Linked DNA regions of Homo sapiens: all the other regions are linked to region 1. A link is a contact called in ENCODE Hi-C or POLR2A ChIA-PET data. All regions are on one chromosome and are shown on one strand. Each heading gives the region's core, a stretch centred on a gene start or an enhancer-like site at or near the end of the contact. The rest is flanking DNA. Distances are from core to core; before and after follow the strand shown.

Region 1 (3,485 bases), core at 225-2,724:
TATTGGACTGGGTACTAATTATATGTGTGCATTCGTTTCATGAAAATGAGTTGAGCTGTGCACTTATTTGTGCACTTTCTGTATGCACTTCATACTGCAACAAAATGTTTACATTGTGCAGAACAATGTATGTATCCAATATCTTTCCCACCCATGAGTACAGAACCACACCTGGTTTGTTCACTACAATATCAGCATTCCCCGAACAGTGTCTAACACACATTGTTGCTTGTTGAATGGAAGATTAATGACTTTTTAAGAGAATTTCCTTAATACAGCTGATTTTTTTTTGTCCTCATCAGTGGAGCTATATTTACCCGTTTTATCAGATATCTTTTGATATTGCAAGGCAGTTGTTTCAGGTAGACCAGCTTGCAGACAGGAGAGCTGAGAGCAAAATGCAGTGAGGGAGATGGAAATTAAGCTCCCTGAGGTCAAGAACTTTTATACTGCTTGCTCACAGTGCAAGGTGGTGCTGTTCAGATAACTTTATGTGGGTAAGTCATTTAATCCTCATAACAACTAATGAAGCACCTCACAAATGAGCTAACTGATGAGAAAATTAAGGCTTAGAGAAGTTTTATAACTCAAGTAGGGAATAACACTGCCAGGATTTAAACCCTAAGTATGAGTTTAACTATGGTACTATCTTCTTACCTCTGCACATAGTATGCACTTGAAAAATATTTGTGTAAGAGTACATAATGGACCTCTCCATCATACCTTGTGTTTCTCCTCCCCACTTCCCCACACAGGCATAATTGTGTACTTACGATCTGGTCTCAGTGGTGGCAGTGGGTGGGGGGAGCTGGGAGAAGGAGGGCAAGGGAGCCTTTTAGCCCAGCCTCCTAGTTTAGACAGGGTCGCAGACATGGACATTTGACATCATCCCCAAGTGAGATTATATGTGCAGTAACTTTCACTCGTCTGACTGGAGGGAGTTGTCCCTCACACAACCTTAAACTTGGGTCCCACTGCCTATAGTATACCCTGTAGAAATGCTTCTTTATGTTGAAATCTTTTGAAAAGCAAAATAATTACATTGCACTTACTTAAATGCATGTGTTAAGACTACTAATTTCTTAAACATAAACATTAAAAAGTATACCACAGTGTTTGTAAGTCTGTCTTGGCATTTCTTCACTTTCTAACACATCATGAGTATTAAAAATAAAAAAACGGAAGTGGCTCAGGCACTTCTACTTCAGAGAGACCCTGACTAATGCCTAAGAAGTTGGTTTCTGTGTGCACGGCAGGATTTTATCTCATGCCAACCAGGGGTGTAACTACTGCTACATGGGGAGACACAAAAAGCCCTTGGGCTAATGTGAATCAGTGAAACCCACAGAAAACTGAAAGCCTCATTCAATTTCAACTCTTTACCATGCAAGGCTTATTGCTAGGGTGGCTTTAAATAGTCACAGAAATGCTTGATTTTACTTTCACTTCCTTCCTTCCCCATCTCAAACCTCTGTAGAGGTTCTTAGGAGGTTTCGATGACTAAATCAGATGATAACAGCAACATCTTTCACTTAGACAGACTTTACAGAACCTTTCGGTTTGGTCTCCTTTGGTCCCCTCAAAAGCCCAGGCAACAGCAATGACTACTGTTGTTTGATAGTCCTGCTGACTAACAACCCCTTCTCTACCCCAAAAAATGTGGGAGTGACTTTTCCTTTCATTACAGAATACTAAACAGCCAAGAATGGATCTCATTCCCCGTGATGGGGAGAAGAAAAGCAATACAGTCCAAAGGCTGAGAACCTTAGTATTGCCTTAAAAGTGCTTTGCTTATTGATGCCTTCACCTTCAATTATATGGAAAATTTTTTAATGCAGTTTAACAATTTTACTGTTTTCATCTACTGAAAAAAAATCAATCCAACACTTCTTTCAACATGCACTATAAGCTTGTGAAACTGTCCATGTGAACGAGGTGAAGGAATCAATTTTTATTTATTGAAGAAACCAAAAGTGGGGTAGGGGTGGGAAGGAATACATTTGGCAGAGGATGAAGCCATGTTACTTCAAAAGGGGAAAAAAAGAATATAACATAAAAGGGAAAATATTTCAAATTTGTAAGGAAAAATTGTTTTCACCAGAAAAATTTCCTCATGCTCTCATTTTTGTTTGGCTTTGTCTACTCATGGCATTCCAAGCAATCTGTCTCTTAGCACCACAGCTGTGAAATATATGCACTTACGGAGACTTCCCGGTTAGCCTCTTCACATTTCACTGGGTTTCATTGTGTGCAATGTCTTGCCATTGACTCTCACACTGTGCTGTGTATACTGTTTCATAATTCTGTTTTACAGAATAGCATTTTCATCTAATAGAAGTTAACATAATAAGGGAAATGGTGACAATAATATATGGTCACTAAACCATATTGCCATTTTGGAACAGTTTATTATGTACACTATGATCCATGTTATTCTAAAAGAATGGATGCATTCATGAGTAAACATAAGTACAGACTTTATAACAGAAATTTGCCTCTACTAGATTAGGAGTTGGCAAACTTCTTTGTCAAGGGCTAGAGAGCAAATATCTTAAGCTTTGTGGGCTATGCTGTCTCTATCTCAACTACTCAACTCTGCCATAGCAGGGAAGGCACCCAGAGACAGTACACAATATATGTAGACAGTAGACAGTGGACAATATGCAATGAATGACTGTGGTTATCCTAAACTTTATTTACAAAAACACACGGCAGTCGTGTTTGTGACACAGAGATGTAGTTTCCTGACCTCTGATCTAGAAGATAGGTATGTTTGCAACCACAACACAAAGGCTGCCCTGAGACTCTAAGCACTAAACATCTGTTTGGCAATTTACCTGAAAAGTTGTGGTTTTTTTTTTTTTAAGTTAAAATTAAAATGACTTTTCTCCTGAGAAAATATTTAAAAGAGTAGGTTTTGGCAAGTAAGTTGAAGGACACACTAGTTATTTTTCTACATCACAATAAAATTAACATAAAACAGGTCATTGGAAATAAAAGAATTTTTTTTATACATTGAATACACTGCCAATGCCTGGATGAGCCTTGAGCATCACAGATCTTTGGCTTAAAGCTTTGCCCATGTCCAGAGTCTCCCTCACAGGAAATCGATTGTAGAAGGTCAAGTTCATGTGTTTCCAGACTCACCTCCTCCTTTAATCTTGGTGCCATCGTTGGCCAGTGTACTGACTATTATTAAGGCAAAGCCAAGACTTGTAGAGATTCTGTATGATTTTTCAAGACATTGAAAAATGATTTAATTTTCAATTTGAGGTTGATGGTGATAGTCCTTTCCTTAATTTGGGAGTCTTCCTGATGTTTTAACAGACATTTCCCAGTCAAAAATTTGTTTGTTTATTTTACTGTATCTTTCTTGAGACAGGGTCTTGCTCTGTTGCCCAGGCTGGAGTGCAATGACACAATTACAGCTCACTGCAGCCTCTATCTCTTGGGCTTGAGTGATCCTCCCATCTCAGCCTGCCAAG
Region 2 (3,473 bases), core at 645-3,144, 220 kb after region 1:
CAGAATTGCCAAGAAGGCAGCTATTGTAGACCCAAAGATTAACTACTTCAGGCAGTATGCAGATGAGAATTAGGACAATGACAGTTGAATAAACAAATATGAGTCATATAAAAGCTGAATTATATGGCATGATACAGTGGCCCGCGATCTTTTTTGGCACCAGGGACCAGTTTCATGGGAGACAGTTTTTCCACAGATCAAGGAGGTTGGTGGTTTTGGGGTAAAACTGTTCCACCTCAGATCATCAGGCCTTATTAGATTCTCAAAAGGAGCATGCAACCTAGATCCCTCACATGCATAGTTCACAACAGGGTTTGCATGCCTATGAGAATCTAATGCTGCTGCTGATCTGACAGGAAACTCAGGCAGTAATGCTTGCTCACCTGCTGCTCACTTCCTGCTGTATGGCCAGGTTTCTAACAGGCCATGGACCAGTACAGGTCTGTGGCCCGGGGGTTGGGGAGCCCTGATATAATAGAAATAGATCTCTCTCCCCCTGACATCAGCAAGTTGTATGCTTTCTAAGCATTATTCTCCTGCCTACTGAAAACTATATTTAGACTAAACCAAGAAAGATATTGCACTGAAGATCTCACAAAAAGCCTGAGTTACAAGTCTCAGAGGTAGAAGAAAGTAAATTTGCCAAACTAGGCTGTCTATTCCTCCACCAGAGACAGTACCATTGCAGGCCTGTGATGAAGGGGTGAAGACAAGTGTCCATGGTGCTGCAGTAGGCCCCAGAGTCCAGAGTCCTGGGTCCCTTGCACGGAAGACCCTTGTTAGCTTCCTTCATGTCTGCATGCATCAAAGGAAACTAGCATGGACCTCAGGCACCTCACAAGATGGGCTGTGTCTTTTCATGGGGACTATAGATATGTGAAAGCATTCAGGAGGACATAAAACATGTTCTCTAAGAGGGAGCCTTTGTATTCAGCTCCCTGTGGTCAGGGACTGCATTTTTGGAGCCAAGCTCCAAAAATATTTGAACAGTCAAACCACTCCAGTGTACTAAAGAGAAATGAGAAAAGGTAGTTTCTGCTCTGGGTGAAGAGTCATTGAGAAAGTTCTTCCTCCCTACCTTGGTTCCTATACATCTTAGTCCCATCAGATTTTGCTGATAAGCCTTACTTGACACATGTGGGAAACATTTTCACTAGAGGTTAAAGGAAGCTGGTTTGGGACTGAAGCAAACGGCTATGCAAGGTCATACTGAGTTCAGCTCAGAGTCTCACATCTCAAATATTCTTTCCACACCCTTCTTCTGGGGCAGTGGCCTCTACTGAACCTGAAGGTGTAACTTCTCTCGGGTGACATGGAGTGCATGCCCGGCAATGCCTCAAGAGCTGCAGGGCAGGGTGATACAGCCCCAGGGAGTGGCTACCTTCACTAAGAAGCAGGTTTCTAAAACCAGCATTTCAGGATCCTCCAGGCATCCCTTTGGCCTGCTCACCTCCAGCTTCTGTGTCCTATAGCACAGTATTTACTGACAGGGAGAGCCCTTCTGCCAGCCAAACCTGCACAGTGCCCCAAGCACAGGGCAAGTGGGTGACCAAGGGCTATGTTACAGGCCCCTTTCCAGCAGCCAAAGGACACGCATCCCAAATTTGATGGGGTTTTTGCCCTTGGTACCCATAGACTTTCAATTTTCTGGAGTAGCTCCACCTTTTGTTATGGTTTGGTAAACAAAAGGCAGTCATCAGGAAGCCACTAATACAAATGTCACCATGCACATCACCCTGCCGAAAACCAACAGCAGCCTGTTCAAATGCTACAGGATATTGAGAAAATGATGAGGAGGCACTGAAGACAAAAAAGCCAAGCTTCTCCTCTTCCTGGTCATGCTGCAGACAGCTTACTGGCTTGGCAGCCCTCCAACTCTGCTTCCTTTTCTAGAAGCTCTAGGTACCCAGGCTGCAAAGCTGTGCTGCCTGCCTGCTCATTCCGAGCACGTTTGCACTCTGCTTTGAAGGGGCCAGCCATAAATAAAGCACAGGCTGGGGATTCCTGGGCAGGCTTGCATAATCACAGCCCTTCCTTTGAAAGGGGGAACCATATTCTGATATGTGCCTGTGGCTGGTGGTTTAACTTTAAATCTGTCACCGGTAGCTGGTCAAAAGGTTTTATTCTCTGTAGCCCCCAAGTTTGGCAGACAGGCCTTTTCAAAATGGAAATATCTCCCTGATCCACTGATAGGCAGTTTGGAGACGGTGTGCTGATGCCAATTAAAGCACACTGTGGTGTTCTATTCCTCTTGCCTTGGTGCAGGCTACATCCTCTGCCCCAAGGAACATCCACCCATCCTCAAGGCCAAGTCCAACTCTCTCTCTAAGATTCAGATCAGATCCCTTCACTGAACGAATATAGATAGATTAAGCACTCCCTTTGTGAGCCTGAGAGATGTGCTCTGTGCCATCATTGAACTATCAGTCTGCCAGGGAAGATGACAAAAGTGATATGTGTACAGCCTACAGATGTATCTGCTATGGCAGTAACTTCATCTGAGTAGGAGTTAGAAGGTGACAGAAGAATTTCACTTCTCCCCAAATCCTTCCTGGCTTTCCCTGGGCACTATGATTGCTCCCTTCTTGTGTTTTGTCAAAGGCACATATCCCATCTGCTCACTGTGTGATATTTCTACACGTTGCCTGCCTCCCATCCCTCTCACCCTTGCCATTTTATTAAGAGGTCTTCAAGGTCATGGACTGTCCTATGAATCAATTATCTGGCAAATGTTCAATAATTGAAATAAATAAATCTCTGAAAATTTTTTTGCTCTGAAAAGCAACTGTTGTCTACCTAACACCAAGTGATCAATAGGCTTTTAAAAATCTCTGAGTAATCTCAGAAGTGACAGTGTATTTGACTATATGGAACAGGATCCACGTGGATCCACGTGGATGAGCAGATCCACGTGATGAGCAGGTGAGCAAAAGCAACATTGGTAGTTAATGCAAGGATGAGTTAATGGAGGCAGTGGGGTGAGGGAAACAGGGCAGGGTGTCTTCACAGCCACTGAATCAGAGGTTAAAACAGCCAGCAGCAAGGGCTAGGGCACAGGCAAATATCAGGGCAGGTTTCACCCTAGTGTTTCTGAATTATTTGCATCCAAATGATGAGGCAGTTTACTGAAATTGTGTGGAAGTTATTTCAATGCCACAAAGATATTTAAAATTATATTAACTCATTTGTACAGAATGCTGAATACTACATCTTGATAGTAATTAGCAAACTCAATACAGTTATGACATGATCAGTTGCAAATAACCTAAAACATTCTCAAATGTTAATGTATAAATGAATTATCTAGGCATCTTGATAAAATTCAAATTCTGACTTAATAGTGGGTTGTGATTCTGTATTTCACCCAAGTTCCAAGGTTCCATTGGTCCATAGATCTCACTTTGAGTAGCCCCTACTAAAAGTGCAGGAGAAAAAGTTGTGATTTTGACAGAAGGCACTATTACTCTTCTTTT
Region 3 (3,374 bases), core at 293-2,792, 180 kb after region 1:
CCTTTCACGGTCAGTATCATCCCAGGATTTAACCTACTGTCTGCCTACAAGCTCTGGAGAATTAGAAACCAAGAATGAGACTGCATACCCATTACCCCTTACGACCGTGATGTCTTGAATCTAGTGACTCTTAACCTTGCATGATATCTTTTATATATTTAAGACTTCTATTTTTAGAATCATGATATTTATGTCTATTGAACTTAGAACTTATATTATTCTAAGAGTTCTTAGGTAATGATGATGACAGACATTCATTCACTTACTCCACAAAAATACTAGAGAGGCAACCTAAGGCAGTCATTCAGAGAATGGACTCTAGAGTCACTTAACAGTTTCTCCATCTATAAAATAGAGACAAACATAGGACTTACCTCCTAGGCTTGTTGCAAGGATTAAATGAATTAATATTCATAAAGCTTTCAGGATGGTGTCTGGCAACATGGTTAGTGCTCTAGGAGGGCTCACTACATAAGAGGAGATATTTAGTGGATGCCCACTGTGTACTTGATACTGTCCTAAGCACTGAAGATACTGTGGAAAACAAGACCCATACATGTGAAGGTGGGGACAGAAAATAGACAAGGAAATAAATGACATAATCCTAGAGTATTAAAGTATTAAACAAAGACATGCAACAGAGTGATTAGGAGCAGAGAGAGTTGGGGAAAAGCCTTTCTCTGAGAAGAGGCAATTTGAACACTGGGACCAGAGCACCCAAAAGCCACCAGGCATGTGAGGACTCAGTTAGAGGATTCCCAGCAGAGAAAACCACAAAAGCAAAGAGATACAGCCATGAAGCCAAAATAGCCCACTTGATCTCAGAAAATAAACCATCCAATTTAATGTGGGGAAGGCATATGAGTCAGACAGGCAAAGCCAAATTAAGCCATTCAGGAATCAGGCAAGGAACATATATCCAGGCGGGACCTCTTCACACTTGATGCCACAATGCAACGATACGTTTTAAATTCCAATGGAATTAATCTGCAAATTTTAATGGCAGGATTCAGGAGTAGGCCCCTTCTTTCACCGACTTACCCGTCTCCTCATTAATATTTCATATAATCTTCTTCATACTGTCTTGGAAGCAAGCAAGACAACAGACAGGGAATATTTCCCCCTATATGAAATGTTTTTGCTACATTATTTTGTCATACCAGGTGTCAACCACCTGGTCTACTGCCAAATCCACTGTACTATCTTAAAGGGTCCATCCTCATCAGGTTATTTTCATAAGCAAATAAATACATCATAAATGACAAATGCTAGGTTTTCTCTAAAGGAAAAAAAAAATCATTTATCTCTAGCCCTGGTCCCAGTCAGTATTTTGCCCACTTATTTTGTCTTATTTTGCCCACTTAGACCTGCTGCTTCAAGTCCTTTCTGCCATTGCTGAAGAAATGACATGAATTCAGACAAAGGAATTACCTGGTCCAATTGTGTCTATCTGAGACAGTCCTCAAATGCTAAGTTAACAGCCATCTAGGATCACACAGCTAAGGAAGGCTTCCCGCCGCTGCCTCCCCTGCCTTTCCTGCTGAGCCTGATGGATGAGCTTTTGTCTTTCTGGCATCCCAAGCCCTTCGCTTTGTTTCACTTTTGACAGCTATGCACCTTGCGGAGAAGCCAGCCAGGTTTGGAAACCAGTTTGGTCCTGACAGACCTGCACAGCGGGAACTCACCTATATATGCAGTGATCTGGGGCAGTGCCTGCCTGGGCACTAGAAAGTCAGACCAGGTTCCCAGAGAGCCCTAAAGGCAACCAGTCTAAACAGATACATCAATCTGCTCACTAAAGAATAAAGCTGGCTCTCCCAATATAATTACAGGCTGGCTGATTTATTATTCCAATCTTTAGTGCGTGGCAAGGTTAGTGTTATTTGTGCCAGTTTATGGTATTGGGCCAAAACATGAAATATCAAGTTAATATGATTGGTTCCAAGAATGGATTTGCACAGAGACAGCTCCTGCTTATGCCAATGTGTGTGCAGGGATTACACCACGTGACAAAGCCCTTTTGAGAAGAAAATGACAATTCTTCATATATTCAGAATGATTTAATAGCTGGCAAGCTACTGCCAATCACCTGGGCTACTGCCAGATCTACTGAAATATCTTAAAGGGTCCATCCTCATTAGGTTATTTTCATAAGCAAATAAATACACCATAAATGACAAACGCTAGGCTTTCTCTAAAGGGAAAAAACCAATCATTTATCTCTAACTCTGGTCTCAGTCAGTATAAACATGCTAAACCCCACATGGGAGAAGAACACTTTGTAAGAAGTTGTGGAAGGCCACGTGAGATCATGGTCCAAGGACACTGGCTTTGGAATGGCAGAGACCAGGATTCGAATCACAGCTCCTTCACCTGACAGCTCCATGTTCTTCATCACATTTCATAACCTCTACAAACCTCGGCTACCTCATCTGAGAAATGGGAATGATATGTTGTTACAGGGGGTAAGTGGCTCCAGCTCAGTTACCTGGTATAAGTGAGGCATTCAATAAATCAGTGTTTCTCAAAATGACAGGAGTGTGATGATAAGTCTTCTAGGTTTGGAAGTTCTCTGTGGAACATTATTACATTTCTGTTTACCTTTCAATCAATTTAAAAATTAATATAGCCATATTACGGATCAGCTGAAAGATCTATTTGGATTCAGTTTGGGAACTCAATTCATAATCTGTGTTTATGATTACAATTGGTACCAGATGGTACTACTTGAAGTGTCATGAGCTAGAGAAAATAGAAGGAAATCAGAGTTGATATAAAGGAAGTGTTTATGCCAAGTGAAAGCCCAGGATGCCTTCAGGTTGTGCACATAAATGTCCTAAGAGTTTAGAACAGAGAAAAGTGGTATAGGAACTGAGTGAGCTCACAGCACTGGTCCTACTGGCACCAAGAAGGCAACATATCTGCACCATAGCAATGAGCAACAGTTAAATTCACTAAACAATGCTTGTCACATTTCATCAATATATAATTGTGAATTTTATTGGTTTTGTTGCTTTTTTTTTTTTTTTTTTTTTTTGAGAAGGAGTCTCGCTGTTGCCAGGCTGGACTGCAGTGGCACGATCTCGGCTCACTGCAATCTTCACCTCCTGGGTTCAAGCGATTCTCCTGCCTCAGCCTCCCGAGTAGCTGGGTCTACAGGCACACACCACCACGCCCAGCTAATTTTTGTATTTTTAGCAGAGACGGGGTTTCACCATGTTGGCCAGGATCATCTTGATCTCTTGACCTCGTGATCCACCCACCTCAGCCTCCCTGTTGTCTTATTTTTAACATATAAAATTGTTTTGATGTTGTGGTTTGCAAGTAATAAAGCATTTGTTTTTAGGCCTTATAAAAAAGGAGAGACAGATGTA
Region 4 (3,612 bases), core at 835-3,334, 190 kb before region 1:
GGTCTGTGACATTTTCTCTGTCTTTCCTTGTTTGTCATTACCTTGACTGTTTTAAAGAGTACTGTTTCAGTATTTTGTGGATGTTGAAAATAATTTTTTGATACTCAAAAATTTCATTTATCTGTTTAAGGCAAAAGTATATCTATACCTATTTGATTTTTGTGGACATATTTCAGGAAGCAGATGCAGATTTCCTGGTTGTTTTAGTTTTGTTTGTTTATTTGTTGTTGTTTTTACCTGAAAATGATGGCACATTTCTTCTTGACACCATCAGGGACACAGAACTTTTATCAACACTGTGTTTACCTTGTAATGCCTATCCTCAGATGAACTGTGTTCCCAGATCATTGGATCCTTGAGGTCTAAAATAGTAACTGAACAGAAGAGGTGATGAATATACATGCAAAATGAAGAGAGGGGAACATTTCACAGAGAGATAGAATAGTAGCCAACCAAAATGGACATAAAGTTTCAAGAAACAAAAGTTAATTACTATGGCAGAAATCAGGTTAAAAGAACTTTAGGTATAATGGATTACATTGTGTTGTACTAGGGTTGATAACTCTTTATTGCCGGTTACGTTGGGCTTGAGGAATATTGAAGGCAAGATTCTGGTGTTTCACTTCATGTAGTAAAATCTTATAAAATATAATGATAAAGATCACAGCACCCTTCCCAGTACCTGACACACATTAGGTACTTGGTAAATGCAAATATCTTTGTAGAGAATGCTTATCTAACACTTACTATGTGCCAGGTACTCTTCCAATGCTTTATATACATTAACTCATTAAATCCTTACCACTACCCATTTTGCAGTGGAGGAATTGAGCTTCAGAGACGTTAAGTGAGTTGTCCAAGGTCACACACGGCATAGCTGGGATTTGAAATCTGGGCAGTTGGGAACCATATGCATCCTTTTAACTGTGATACTCCACTGCTTCCTTGTAATCCATGAAGAACAACATGAGGAGTTAGCATTGCACTTATTTTCAAGATGACTGAATTTAAAATAACTTAACCTTTTATGTTGGAACTATTTCTAAGATACATCAATTGTCTTCCTAACACAGATCGCATATTTTCTGATATTAGAGGGTTATGAAATATGAACACCAAATCTGTGTTTTGCTTAATTATTTTTATTTTACTCTACGCAGAATGGTCCCACACTGAGAAAATGTTCATGAATTTTTTTTTCCTGCCATTTTGATTTATCCATTTCTTTTATCATTGTCAGTTCTGTCATTTCTTGCCACTTTCAGTTGCCTGACTTGGACAGCATCCTTTTTATCTCTTTGCAACAACTATTTCCATTTTGCTATTAGAATTGTATCTTAAATAAAATAAATAGATACTGGGGAGTGCTCTAAGGCCCTTTTCTGTGAGTTCAGAGCATAAGAGAGAGGGTTCAGTTTGTAAGTATTTCAGTTGCTTACCCTTCACTTAGCTGCTTTGCTTATTTCCTTGGCTCAACTCCTAATCATTGAGATCACTTCTGGATAAGTGAACTAATATATCACACGTTTTGAACACAATGACTTAAAATAGTTAATCAGTTACCACTGGTTATTTTATCTCCTCAATCACATTACTAAAAGACATGCCATTCAAGGCAAAAAATAAATTGGCTGTTTATCTTCTAAAAAGAATGCAAATGTGACTCATTATATCATTTAAAGCCCGATTTCCATCATCTGGGAATTGGGGCACAGTGGTTTATCTTTAGTTTAACAGAGAAATTTTCTCCTGTGGTGAATGCTCTTAATGATTCCTGGCATCTGAGGGTTTAGGGTCGGATGTGGGTTGTTTCTTAGGAGGTATTTGGTTCCTCAAGTGGCATATGAGGATGTAATCCCTGACTGACACCATTTCCCTTCCTTATACCTAAATCCTTACAGTGAAACCACACGGTTATTTTCTCTTTGTCTTCCCCAACACTAGAATTATTTCAAGCATTTTTAGATGGATGGAGTTTTTGTTCCTGGCTCGTTCTAGTGGAAACAGAGAAGTCCTCTGTCTGGGCAGAGTTGGGGCCAAATTGAGCAGGAAGCTCAGCTGCTATGTCAGACCCAGCTGAATTTGGGAGATAGTTGCTGGATGCGAACCAAGGTGTTTGTAACTACCAAATCTTTCATGATCTTTGGTACTGCTTGCCTCTGTGACATCTCAAAGCGTCCACATAGGGAAGGAGGCCCAACTAAGTACTATGGGGAAATTTCACAGGGGGAAAATAATGGTTTCCATAGCTTAGAATTTTTTCACAAGGGCACTCAACAAACCTGAAACAGGTCACTCATAGTTCCAAGTGGGAGACTGTTCAATGATGAAGAGTTACTTGACTCTCAGGTTGTAAATATAACACTCAAAACTTGTGATTTATTGATCTCACGCCTGGTGACTATTTTATCCTTCTGTAAATGGAACCAAAGTGCTATTAAGTAGTCTTAGTACATCAATAATACATGTCCCTATTAATTATGTGGTTAGTGAACTTTCAGTGTGAGACGTCATCTGAGTTTATCAAGTAACAATTATGTAGAACTTAAAAAGAAATCCCCATTTCAATTCTTTAAGATTATATACTTTATATCCTTTAACAACATCTAAATTCTTCCCAAGTTGGATAAACACATTATCAGATTCATTCTCTAACCACATTTAACTAATTTACTTCCAACCCCACCACCATTACCTTGCAGACCACATAGTCAAAGAGGTGTTCAATTTTGACACTGAGTTACAGGCAAGGTAGTTTCCTGATGGGTGAATTATTAATATTCAAGATAAATCAGGTTACCAGGCAACTTTCCAAGCACGACTTTTTACAGCAATAGCAAATGTAACTGGAGCTTTCCAGAAATGAATCGTGGTCCAACCTATTACCCATCAACTCTTCCTGGTTTTATGTGTGATAGAACACAGCCATGAAATCTGAACTCCATTTTTGAGGTAGTTATTGAAACACCAGTTATTTCTAAGAATAGCAGTGACCATATATTAATAGCCAATTAAGGCATTAGTCTCTGCTCACTGCTTGCTTCCAACTTATTCCTCGGTCAGCCTGGAGAACTGGGTTGTATTTGAATAACAACGAGAGGAAAAGGTCCTGCTGCTATTTTTTTTTCTCAGCAGCTGACTCTGGGTGACAAAATGAATTTTTCTCACAAAACCCCAGAATATAAAGCTGCCAAATTTCTCCTTTTGTGGAGGTATCTGAATAAGAAATGTGGAAGATGGCAATTTTCTAAGAACAACTGGCTTAAGAAATAAAAAAAGTCAGATTCTCTAATTGATAAATGAAAAAAACACTTGTTTAAAATACTGCCCTACAATTGGTTCTTTTTACTTTCTCCTCCTTCCATCTTTGAGAATTTTTCTTCTCTTATCGTCCTACTAACACCCATTCACTTCTCACCTTTCTTCAGGTTCCAAAAGAGATTTACCTCATTATCAGGTATTTCACTCTGCTTTGTCCTTACCAATGGAGTCATCAGTTAAGGGTTTTATCCAGAGTGACCAACACAGTGCCTGGTTTCACTGTCCCCTTGCTGATGGAAGGAGAAGCCATTTAGTCACCAGATTACAGCTGAGGATAAGCAGGGGTAAGAA

Evidence for each region. Hi-C counts contacts between places; a loop is a spot of excess contacts on that map. ChIA-PET counts read pairs that join two places held with the same protein, here RNA polymerase II (POLR2A). Pooled maps may share reads with other maps.
Region 2: a loop to region 1 is called in a pooled map, with 7 times the contacts of the local background. The contact joins two enhancer-like sites. A Hi-C loop is called at or near these places in 2 of 37 single-sample maps with no recorded cell type and 9 of 50 pooled maps. POLR2A ChIA-PET finds 5 or more read pairs at or near these places in 1 of 52 experiments (activated CD4-positive, alpha-beta T cell).
Region 3: a loop to region 1 is called in a pooled map, with 3 times the contacts of the local background. The contact joins the promoter of LINC02408 here to the enhancer-like site in region 1. A Hi-C loop is called at or near these places in 1 of 168 maps with a recorded cell type or tissue (naive thymus-derived CD4-positive, alpha-beta T cell), 1 of 37 single-sample maps with no recorded cell type and 9 of 50 pooled maps. POLR2A ChIA-PET finds 5 or more read pairs at or near these places in 1 of 52 experiments (K562).
Region 4: a map with no recorded cell type shows a loop between it and region 1 (2.2-fold over the local background). The contact joins two enhancer-like sites. A Hi-C loop is called at or near these places in 1 of 37 single-sample maps with no recorded cell type and 2 of 50 pooled maps. POLR2A ChIA-PET finds 5 or more read pairs at or near these places in 2 of 52 experiments (OCI-LY7 and naive thymus-derived CD4-positive, alpha-beta T cell).

Annotation. Positions count from the first base shown.
Region 1 is chr12:67,696,885-67,700,369 of GRCh38, reverse strand. No RefSeq gene overlaps it. Among named protein-coding and RNA genes, the nearest start is that of LINC02421, 31 kb to the left of the region's middle. Within about 2 kb of position 1,474, at least 7 of the 41 ENCODE cell types and tissues checked have a DNase peak (open chromatin) inside an H3K27ac peak, as active enhancers do.
Region 2 is chr12:67,481,917-67,485,389 of GRCh38, reverse strand. No RefSeq gene overlaps it. Among named protein-coding and RNA genes, the nearest start is that of LINC02408, 36 kb to the left of the region's middle. RefSeq lists enhancers at 536-715, 936-985, 1,546-1,595. Within about 2 kb of position 1,894, at least 10 of the 41 ENCODE cell types and tissues checked have a DNase peak (open chromatin) inside an H3K27ac peak, as active enhancers do.
Region 3 is chr12:67,518,250-67,521,623 of GRCh38, reverse strand. LINC02408 (long intergenic non-protein coding RNA 2408) reads right to left here and starts at 1,542. Exons shown (of 3, transcript NR_103861.1): 1 at 1,432-1,542. RefSeq lists an enhancer at 1,216-1,881.
Region 4 is chr12:67,884,004-67,887,615 of GRCh38, reverse strand. No RefSeq gene overlaps it. Among named protein-coding and RNA genes, the nearest start is that of LINC01479, 43 kb to the left of the region's middle. Within about 2 kb of position 2,084, at least 2 of the 41 ENCODE cell types and tissues checked have a DNase peak (open chromatin) inside an H3K27ac peak, as active enhancers do.